Linked DNA regions of Homo sapiens: region 2 is linked to region 1. A link is an interaction called in ENCODE POLR2A ChIA-PET data of the cell type or tissue named here. Cell type or tissue: MCF 10A. All regions are shown on one strand. Each heading gives the region's core, and the rest is flanking DNA. Links, peaks and the distances in the headings are about the cores only. Region 1 overlaps GAS6 (growth arrest specific 6). Region 2 overlaps RASA3 (RAS p21 protein activator 3).

Region 1 (5,365 bases), core at 69-5,068:
AGTTTTGTTTAAATGATGGAAATTGGAAATAACCTGGACATCAGCCAATATGCATGGGCTAAGTTCATATGATGCACCGGCTGGAAATGCCAGCGTGAAGGTGAGACACGCTAAGAGAGGGTCTCCTGTGCAGACAGAGTTGCAGAGGCACGGGACAGACCGTGTGTGCTAAGCCGCCACGCGTGTGAAGAGCGGAAGGCCGCTCACACATGTTTACATGTCTAAGCACAAGATTCTTGGAACTGTAACTACGGTGGTGTCTGACTGGACGACTCAGAGGCGGGGATGGGCTTTCACATCACACTCTGTGAAACATTTACATTTTGTTCCATGTGCATTTATTGCCTATTGCTAAAAACGTCAAAATTTACTTGTTTAAAAAAGAAAGTTTGGCGAAAAGGGAGCAGGCCTCGGCAAGGGACCACAGCTCCTTAAAAAACAGAACTATTCAGGGCCCTCCACAAACCACAGCCAAGCCTAAAGCCGCCCAAACCCACAGTGCTCCCAGGAAGGCGCAAAGGAGGCCGACTTACTTTGCACGCAGGTGGCGAAGCCTGAGTTTTTGGTGTACGGAGACCCATACTTGTTGATGCAGTCTGCAGGAAGAAAGGGAATGGATGTCAGTCATCCTTACAAGACCGGATGGACTGCAGAGCCTCTGCTTCTGAGACGCTCTGGAGAGGCAGTTACTCTGCTTACCTGGGGTGCTATCATCCTCCAGAAACAATGCCGCTTAGCTTGTGTTAATAAAAAACATGTTAGCCCCAACCCTGACAAACAGGAAACCACCTCCACCAACTCAGCGGAGTTGTGCACCCACAGTCAAGTGCGTAAAGCACCGCCCGCCGTTTCGAGGGGGCTCCTCCTGCCATACGGGAGAATCACCGGGAATGCTCAGTAAGTTCCTGACGGTACTCGAAAAGCTAAACTTCATTTTCCAGTGGACCCCCATTGGGAAACGCTGTGCTTAACTGGAAAGCCACTCTGCTTTGGAGAAAGCCCCTCCATGCTCTCTGGCTGGCTGAACACAGCTTGACAGCAGACATCCCGCTAGGGCGGCGGGGGGAGGCGAGGCCTGGCACATGCACATCCAGGGATAACCCGAAGCGTGAGGTTGTGCAGAACGGTGCGGGGCCTCTCGACCTGGCCCTTCAGTGGGTTACTGTTGCTTATCCAGGCGCAGAACGGCACGGATGAACAGCGGAAGGCCTCCTGCAGGTGTGCTGTGGACCGCTGGCCACCCCCTGCTTCAGAACTCAGTCCTCGCTGGTGCCTGGGCTTTCTGGGCCAGTGCCAGACCCACTGTGTTTGTTCCAGATATGGACCCAGGGAAGGACCCTTTAAGAGGACATTTACTAAAATGCACTTTGCAACATTAAAAAGAAGACCCTGGAATACATTTCTCTCCTTCTAAGTGAAATGCTCTCAAAGAGCTCTAAGATGGTGTCAGTTAAACGGGCTGACCCGGGGTCTCTGGGTTTCACTTTCTTGCTGTCCTCCCTTCCCAAGTGTACAGTGGGGGTCTCCAGAGGCCGCCCCACATGCACCAGCTGCTCTGATGGCTGAGATAACGTCTGGCATTCCCGTTCTTCAAATTAAACAGAAACACTATTCAGTGTTTTCGGTTTTAATTAAGAATACGGTAAATATCAGTCAATACAGCCCACATGAACATGGACCCCTTTGGGGTCCTCAATGACTTCAGAAGTGATTAGTGCTGAGGTCAGAAAACCGGAGGACAAAATCAATTACACGTCCTGACAAGGAGCTGAGCCTGGCATCAACTCAGAGAAGGGGTTTGCAGATAACAGCATTCACCTGAGGTTCCACTAACACGGAATAAAGCTGTGGTATAAAATAAAGAGAGAAACTTGTGTTTCTGACCTGCATGTTCCGGACAGTTCCACGTGCACCATGTGATTAAGAATCTTCCTTCCAAGAGTTACGTGGTGAGGAGATTCCTCCAACATGAAACACGCACCCCCAACTATGCCTCTACGACAACCAGAGTAGAGAAGTAATTGAGACTTACCTAAGTATCTTGGGTAAAAATAATCCTGTGGAAAAAGAAAAAGAAAAGGCAAGCATTGACCGGCACACTACGAGGGTCTCTGAACAACATAAGCATCAGCTGGTTAATCAGAGGCTGCTCTCGGGGCAGCCAGAGGGCCGCCCCACCCGGGGAACTGAGGGGAAGTGACCGGGGCACGACTGCTGTGAGACCAACAAGCAAAGGCAGGGCCATTTCCAGCTGCGTAGGAAGTGCTACCAGGTGTGTCCAGGGGAGAGGCCTGCCCAGGAGGACAAGAATGCTTCCAAGTAAAACCCCACTCTTAGTTCCCTGTTGACATAAGGGTCTCTAAAACCCAAAGACCTTAGTTCCCTGTTGACACAAAGGTCTCTCAAAACCCCAAAGACCTTTCTTTTGGCACACGGGCATTGATTTGCACTTATAGTATTGGTGAAACAAAATTGGTACTGGGTGAGGATGGAGGCTGTAATGAAGGGTCTTCTTATCCATGAAAGCGCACTGACGAGGTCCACATTCGACACAAGTGAGCTGTCGAGTCCTGGAACCACCTGCCTGTCACTTGGCCAGCAGAGGCCGGCCGGAAACTTCTTCAGGATCCTTTTGCCATGGCCCACAGATTCTAGGGCCACAGCCTGGTTAAAGCAGCCTCCAATCTCCAGCTTAGGGTCAACCATGCCAGCAGTTTGGCCCTAAATGCTCTAAACCAAGAGACCACAGTCATGGCAGAATAGTCCCAGCGGCCTCTCCATGCTGGGTATGAGTCAGCATTTTTACACTATTTTATGAAATCCTCACAAATAACACCCAGGAAGGTCTTTTTAATCCCATTATCAGGAATGAGGAAACCCGGCTTCAGGATGGTTGTGGGATTCACCTGGGGGCATGAAGGTCAGGATTAGCAGGCGCTGGTAGCATTTTGCAGAGTAGCAGACAGAGGCGGTAGGTACCCAGCGCCGTCTGCAACGCGCCTCTGGCTTCATGCGCTGGCTCTGCATGGCCTTTCTGCCTCCTTCCCACCTCTCTCCCACACTTGCTGGCCTTGCCACACCTTTTGTGGGAAGAGCCTGGAGGCCCCGCCCCAGCCTTGCCAACACCCTCCTGAGGCCTGCTTGGATGTGTTTTCACAAAGTTGTGTTCTAGGAAAGATGGGATGCTCTTAAACTCTTACTCCCTTAAGAGAAAGGAAGGGTCAGGGTGAGCTGGTGTGCAGCTCACGTGTCTGTTGGGAGGGCGGCCGCCCTGAAGGCCAGGAGGGCTGCAGACCTGGAACACACACCCTCATGCCTGCCCTCATTTCTCTCACTTCCAATTTTAGTCATGGGTTGGCAAACTCCAAGAAAAGGCAAGAACAGCCATACCAAGTGAGCCCTGGTGGAGTCCTGGAGCAACACGAAGTGGCACCAGGTTTCTAGGCTTGGAAGGAGAAGGGAAGTGATGGGGCTTTGTCTCAAAGCAGGAGGCTCTGGCTCTGAAATAAAAGACTTGCGAGGGATGCAAAAGGTGTCCTTTCAGGTTTAGAAGCCAGGGATTGAAAACAACTAAGAACTAGTGAGCAAACGGCCTAACTATACACAAATGCTTGCATTACCACAGCTTTACAGCAAGTGTGTTCTATTTTTCAAAATCAAGACTAGTCATACTACTTAATGTGTAATCTGTATTAATACCAAGTTTTATTGTTGCAAAAAGGCATTATTCATGGAAAAACTATGCCAATCTCCTGTCAGTTCGCCACACCTATGGGAATGGGGTTTCTGAAACCACAGGGTTATAGCCCTGGGCACTGTATCCTAATTTGCATGTTTGATTATTTGAGACAGTAATGGAGGCAGAAAGCATATGCTAATTCCACCGGCAAACTAGGGGAAAGATGGTTAAACCATGAGCAAGAGAAAAGCTAAGATGAATAAACCTAAAAACGCTATACACTCCTGAGAGAAAGAAAAAGAGACATTTCACATTTTCCTGAGAACATTCTGGTACACACTCCCAAGAAAGAAAGACATTTCACGTTGTCCTGAGAACATTCTGGTATACACTCCTGAGATAAAGACATTTCACATTGTCCTGAGAACATTCTAGCCAAAGATGTAAGACCCAGAAATGGCTTTGAGTAAAGGCACCCAGATAAGCTCCCTGACCTGCAGAACCAAACACAGAGCACTTTGTCCTCAAAACCCTCCCACCCCTGTCTGCACTACTGCTTGTTCAGGTCCATAAACCTTGGCCTGAAGCCCTGCATTAGCCATATCTCCAGAGCAGCACCCCCAGGAGTCCCCATGGAGCAGAGGCCACCACTCAGGAGGCCGGAATTTAGAACCAGGAGCTCCTTATGTACACACTGACTCTCTTTCTTCTAAACCTAGGAAGAGCAAGACCTATGGTAATGGGTTGGCGTGCTGGGGTTAGGTGAGGGCAACAGGGGGAAGAAGCTGGGATTCCCAGGCTGGAAATGGCGCCATTTGGCCCCTGGAAATCCTTTCCCCGGGGATCTGCTTCTGTTTTATTTGAACAGCTACAGATAAAAATAAGTGAGCAAACCCCAAGCCACTGCACTGTTAGCTGAAGCTTCAAGAGGAAAAAGACAACATCTACCTGCCCAGCACCGAGCCTGGTGCTGACTGTCCCCCAGAGGCCTCATGAGCCGTCACCAAACACATGGATGGATGACAGATGGACAGTGGATGAGTGCGTGAAAGAATGGATGGGTGAATAAATGAGTGGATGGGCAGATGGATGCATGAATGAGTGGGTGGATGGATGGATGAGTGAATGGATGAATGACTGAACAGATGGATTGATAGATGGATAGATGGATGGATAGATGCATGTATGGATAAATGCACAGATGAATGAATGAATGGATGGATGAGTGAATCGGTGGATAGATTAGTGAGTAGGATGGATGAGTGAGCAGACAGATGCATGGATGGATAAGTGAGTGGATGGGTGAATAACCAGATGAATGAATGAATGAATCAGTGGATGAATGAGTGAATGGGAATGAATGAATGGATGAGTGGATAGAGATGGATGAATGAACAAATGAATGAGTGGATGGATGAGTGGGTGGATGAAAGAATGAATGAGTGGGTGGATGAGTAAATGAATGGAGATGGATGGATAAATGAATGAGGATGGACGGATGACTGAGTGGGTAAATGAATAAATGCGTAGATAGATGGGTGAGTGGATGGATGGATGGATGAATGAATAAAACAATGAGTGAATAGATGGATGAGTGAGTGTATGAATGAATGAGTGAGTGGGTGGATGAGTGAGTGGCCAGATGAGTGAATGAATGAGTGGGTGGATGGGTGAGTGAATGGATGA
Region 2 (5,365 bases), core at 50-5,049, 230 kb after region 1:
AGCAGCTCTCAGGGTCTCACTGCTTGCGGCCGTTTCCCGCCAGTGCCCCCAACACACAGTCTACCTCTCTGGGCCTCAAAGTCCTGAACTGCAAAAGCAAGAGACACAGCAGCTCTCGAAGGCTCCTCCGGCTCTGAGACGCCTCTAATTCAAAAGGTTCTGGAAATTTTTATTTTGGGAATCATTAAGGAAGCATCAATGATAATCGGTTGGTGGGAAAAAATGAGTATTTCCTGATAGGCACTGGACCCTCAGAACACCTCAACACGGCGACTCTCCCGGGATGCGCCTTCTTCACCCGCTGCATGGGAGAACACAGCTAGGCTGCTACGAGGCACCTGGCTCCAGGCCAGGCCTCAGGTCGGTCATCCCATGTCAGAAGACAGGCTTTCCGAAGGCTCCCACCGATGTGAAGATCCCACACGCAGCACACGCACACACGCAGCGCACACACGCAGCACACGCACGCAGGCAGCACCGCACACACACGCAGCACACGCAGGCAGCACACGCACACACACGCGGCACACGCAGGCAGGGTGTGTGATGAGTTCACAGGCACGAAGGGGAGAACATGGCCGGCGAGCTTCTCCAGAGAGGGAAGGGAGCCTGGGGGATGGCAGTTGAGGTTCCCGGAGCAGACGCAGCCTTCCTGGTGGCCGCGGCTGCCCCTGAATTTGAGGGCAGCCGCAGCACACCCAGCAAGTCGGACAGGGGCCCCTCCAGCCTCCCGGCCCTGTTTTGGAACTGACGGCTTCTGCAGCAGATAGAAGTCCTTACCCTCAAACACAGCTTGACTTTGCTGACTTTCCTTCTGACACCTTTACAGTGTGACCTGACGCTGACCATATTTCCCTTGGGATTTTACTGGGTTTTTTGTTTTTGTCTTTGGGAGTTTTTTGTTTTTGTTTTGTTTTCTGGGATTTCTTTGTTTTTTGCAACAAATGAGTGTAGATATTTAGCTGTAAGTTCCTGTGTTTCTTAAAAGGAGAGAGAAAAAAGCTTTTGAAAGTCCTGTGGGAGATGGTGTTTGTGGATAATACGGAACTGAGATTTGTTCCCACAGGGCCTCAAATCACAGCAGTAACAGCTGGGTCTTCCGAAGGCGGACACTGCAGGACGGAAACACACAAGCTTTCTGTGGAGTCCCTGTAAGACAGACGCCGTACGACATGAAAAGGCCGGATCCCCCTGCGCTGGCGCCAACACACCAGATTCATCCCTCCCTGCCTGATGATGCCCAGTCCCACCGCACTGGCACCAACGCACCAGGTTCCTCCATCCCTGCCTGACGATGCCCAGTCCTACCGCACTGGCACCAACGCACCCAATTCATCCCTCCGTCCCTGCCTGACGATGCCCAGTCCCCCCACACTGGCACCAACACACCGGATTCATCCCTTCCTCCCTCCCCACTCAATGATGCCCAGTCCCCCCACACTGGCACCAACGCACCGGATTCATCCCTCCCTCCCTGCCCGACGATGCCCAGTCCCACCGCACTGGCACCAATGCACCGGATTCATCCTTCCTCCCTGCCCGACAATGCCCAGTCCCCCCACACTGGCACCAACGCACCGGATTCATCCCTCCCTCCCTCCCTGCCCAACGATGCCCAGTTCCCCCGCACTGGCACCAAGGCACCGGGTTCCTCCCTCCCTGCCCGATGATGCCCAGTCCCCTGGCCCCAAAACACACCAGGTTCCTCCCTCCCCGCCCGATGGCCCCGTCTTTACCTCCTTCTCCTTGCTCACTGTCATCTGGGGCTGAGACTCTTTCTTTTTAATCTACTTTTGCTATGATGCATTTAATAAAAAAAAAAGTGGGGGGACAAAATGCAAGCCCATTTCCCTGCCTCAGGCTTCTGATGCCATCACCTCCAAGGCACTGGTTTTGTTTCCAACTGTTAATAAAGCATTGAAACAGAAAAAAAAAAAAAAAACTCCTGAGAAACATCCTGGTTGCTATGACGACAGCAACACCAGGGAGCCTGCTGGACGCACCAACATCCAATGAGCTGCTCAGACCAGGAGGGCTGGGGCTGCTGCAGCACGGCCTGGCCACGTCGCCCCGGGGCCTCGCCGTGTGTGCCACATGCACCAGGACCGAGCCTCTCCCTGCAGCCCCACAGCTGAGCGGGACGGGGGCTGCCCCAGCTCCCAAGCAACTGTTTCTTCTCCACCGCACCCCAAACAGTTCATTCAGTTACCTTCACCAAAGGTGCCTGTTCTGTCTCTCTTAGAGGAAACACGTTTTCTCTTTTTTTTCTGGTGCACAGAGACGTTCATATAAAAAGACAAAGCTGTCTGTGGTATACAGTAAGTACCTAATTATCTGTTGCATGCATGGATGAATAAATGAATTAAAAGAAAAGTAAACTGGTTTCATCCTAACAGCCAAATAAGTAACAGTTCTCATGACCACTTTTCCCACAGACCATGCCTCTAAAACATATGCGGTGTGTTCACCAGCCGGCAGACTGATGAAGACAGCCAACACAGCACCTCGCATCGGCTCTGAAAACTCAACTAACAGGAGTAAAAGGCAGCACTTAAACACATTTAATGTAAACAGCATAACACCGCAAAACCTGATTTCCAACTCCAGGGATCAGGCAGTGAGTAACAAAAACAAAGGCCCTGATCCAAAGCGTCATGACTCCCACGCCCACGGCAGCCCTTCTGGGCCATGGAGGGAAGCTGCACCCTCAGGGTGAGCACAGGCCCAGCCCTGACCGAGGGTTAGGATGCCCAGGCTTCCCTGGAGGCCCACACAGGGTCTCCAAGTGCTGACAGCGAGCTGTCGGGGCTGCCCGCAGCACCCGGAGCCACACCCCTGTACCCAGGAGGAGCTGTGAGGGCATGGGGAGGTCTCCACAGACCCCACCCAGCACTGCTCCTCCCTGCAGGCATCCTGGGGAGGGCCCTCAGGCGGGGCTGGCCTCATGTACTGCTCAACACAGCAGCGGGCGTCTCCCAGGCGCTCAGCAGCTCAGCTCAGCGCCCAGTGAAGAGGGCGGAGGAAGGAATGAAGGCAGCCACGGGTGAGGACGAGGGCCCAGGGCTCCACTGAGCAAAGCTCCTGGCACCAACCCAGACAGAAGACGTCCTGGAGAGGCCAGGGCTGTGCTGGTACTGGCCGCGTCCACCCAGGCTGGGCGCTCTTCTCTTTCCCACGTCATCACGGCGTTTTACTCAACTACAGGTCGGCCTCACTGAAATAACGTGGAACAGGTGATGGCGACAGCCCCGGTGCATGGTCCAGCGAAAGCAACCCCGTCCCAGCAATAAAGCCCAGGGCCTGTTGGGGAAGGAGACCCTGCGGGAGAATTGGAGGAAGTGCGGCTCTCAAGGCTCCCAACCTCAGCCTTTTAGTCGTCCCAACGCAAAACATTCAAAGGGGCCTAAAAATTTTGCTAGGCACACAGCGTCTTCTAACAACATAAAGTATTTACCGGAACAATAGTCTTGTGACTAAAATATCTGAATAAAGGATGAAGAGCCCCGTCTACTTTGGGCTATTTAGAAGCCTGGAACAGCGATCCCAGCCCTGGCCCCTGGGATCCTCACTCGAACAGGTCCTCCTCCAGGCCCTGGCAGGGTCTCAGTGAGGCACAGAAGCCTCTGTGCCATGCGTGGGTAGAGACCCCTCTCCGGGCTCTGAGCTGCTGACTGCAAGGCCCATGTGCCCCCTGGCTCCTGTTCGCCTCTGGACACGGGGGCTCCGTGACTGGCCTCTGAGTGGGCCTGAGTGCCCGTCCGCACTGGCCTCCCCACCCGGCACCCTCCGTGGGACGAGGCTGCACATCTCGGTGGGCTGACTGCGGTGCAGAGGCCATAAGAGGAAGAGGCGGGGGGGCCCCGAGGCAGGGGACACAGCGTCTTGAGGACACAGCATGACCCTGACCCCCACGACCCCTGGCAACACAAGTGCCTTCCCGAAGGGCCTGCGAAGCTGCCAGAAATAGGCAGAACTCGGCGAGGCCGTGGGAGTGGGGTTTCCTCTGGGCCGAGTCGAGGGCAGACGGCACCTGCTCTATCCTCACGCTCAGGAGGGGCAGAGGCCGCTGGGCTTGGATGGAGCCAGGCCCAGGTCTTGTCCAGGGCTCTCCAGGGCACCATGCTCCTCCCTCAAGAGGACTCCTGTGGGTTATGAATGACAGAAGCCCAGGCTGCCATCCTCAAGCAAGGCACCCCCCAATCCTCCTGGCCGGGAGGGGCTGCTGGGAGCCCCTGGCACCAGCGGGCTTCTGTGGGCGGTGGAAGGAGGAGAGGGCTGTGCGGGCTGATTCCAAAACTCACTGGGTGACACCACCTGCCCAGGGAGGGCCCAGCACTGCCGTCCAGGGGGTCTGCCTGTCGTCCAGTCTCCTTGAGAGCACCTCCAGCTCCCTCCAGTCTCCACGGCTCTTCAGAGGGCACGGGAGGTTCTGCTGAGGGGCGGGTGACCAGGCCCAGATGTTAAACCCTCCCAAATAACGGGCATATTCAATGTAATTGAAACTTCCACCACAGGGAGAATGAGTCTATGGTGACGGGGTGGCAGGAGGGGTCCTAGAAGGCGCCCACTGTGCTTACTGGAGGCCTGACCCCGACAACGGCTGAAACAGGGGTCTCCCCCAGGGGCCACTGAAACAGGGGTCTCCCCCAGGGGCCACCTCCCAGGGCACGCTTGGATTTCACTATGGGCTGTGCAAATGGCATCTGGTGGGCAGAGTGCAGGGTGTCTTCTGTTCAGTGTCCTGCTGCACACGGTGCCCCAGGGCACAGGGCCGTCCACCTAGAACACCAATAGTGCCGTGTGGCAGAGGGCCGTCCACCCAAAACACCAATAGTGCCCCTCGGCAGAGGGCCGTCCACCTAGAACACCAATAGTGCCCCTCGGCAGAGGGCCGTCCACCTAGAACACCAAGAGTGCCCCTCGGCAGAGGGCCGTCCACCTAGAACACCAAGAGTGCCCCACGGCAGAGGGCCGTCCACCTAGAACACCAAGAGTGTCCCACGGCAGAGGGCCGTCCACCTAGAACACCAATAGTGCTGCGTGGCAGAGGGCCGTCCACCCAAAACGCAACAGTACCCCAGTTACACGCTCCTGGTGCAAATGACCCTCCTCTCGTGCTTGGTGCAAAGGCTGTTAGCAACGGGCCACACAGGAGATGCTGCCACGTCACTCCAGAGACTCACGCGTCCCGAGACCCAAGTGATCCCTAAACGTCTAGGAGGAGACCTGGCCTTGGAGCCAGGTCAGCCAGAAGGTTGTCCAGGCCGGGCCTCCCCAGGGCTGCCCAGTCTCCCGATGCAGTATAACTCTCAAGGCGCGGGGGCCGCATCACCCAGCACTCTGGAAATGCTGTCCGCAGACCACG

The links. ChIA-PET counts read pairs that join two places held together with the same protein. Peaks named below come from ENCODE experiments on the same cell type or tissue, not always from the same donor. Only the 100,000 strongest peaks of a DNase experiment are listed, where the experiment ranks them.
Region 2: POLR2A ChIA-PET joins it to region 1 with 5 read pairs; 2 of 35 experiments call an interaction of 5 or more read pairs at or near these places.

What each region holds. Positions count from the first base shown.
Region 1 is chr13:113,845,994-113,851,358 of GRCh38, forward strand. GAS6 (growth arrest specific 6) reads right to left here. Exons shown (of 15, transcript NM_000820.4): 3 at 2,033-2,057; 4 at 534-596. Among named protein-coding and RNA genes, the nearest start is that of GAS6, 15 kb to the right of the region's middle. RefSeq lists enhancers at 2,481-3,104, 3,105-3,726. In MCF 10A, for the core only: no CTCF peak of the experiment used is centred there; a DNase peak (open chromatin) is centred at 3,078.
Region 2 is chr13:114,076,067-114,081,431 of GRCh38, forward strand. The region is part of intron 1 of RASA3 (RAS p21 protein activator 3); the gene reads right to left. Among named protein-coding and RNA genes, the nearest start is that of RASA3-IT1, 31 kb to the right of the region's middle. In MCF 10A, for the core only: no CTCF peak of the experiment used is centred there; a DNase peak (open chromatin) is centred at 2,665.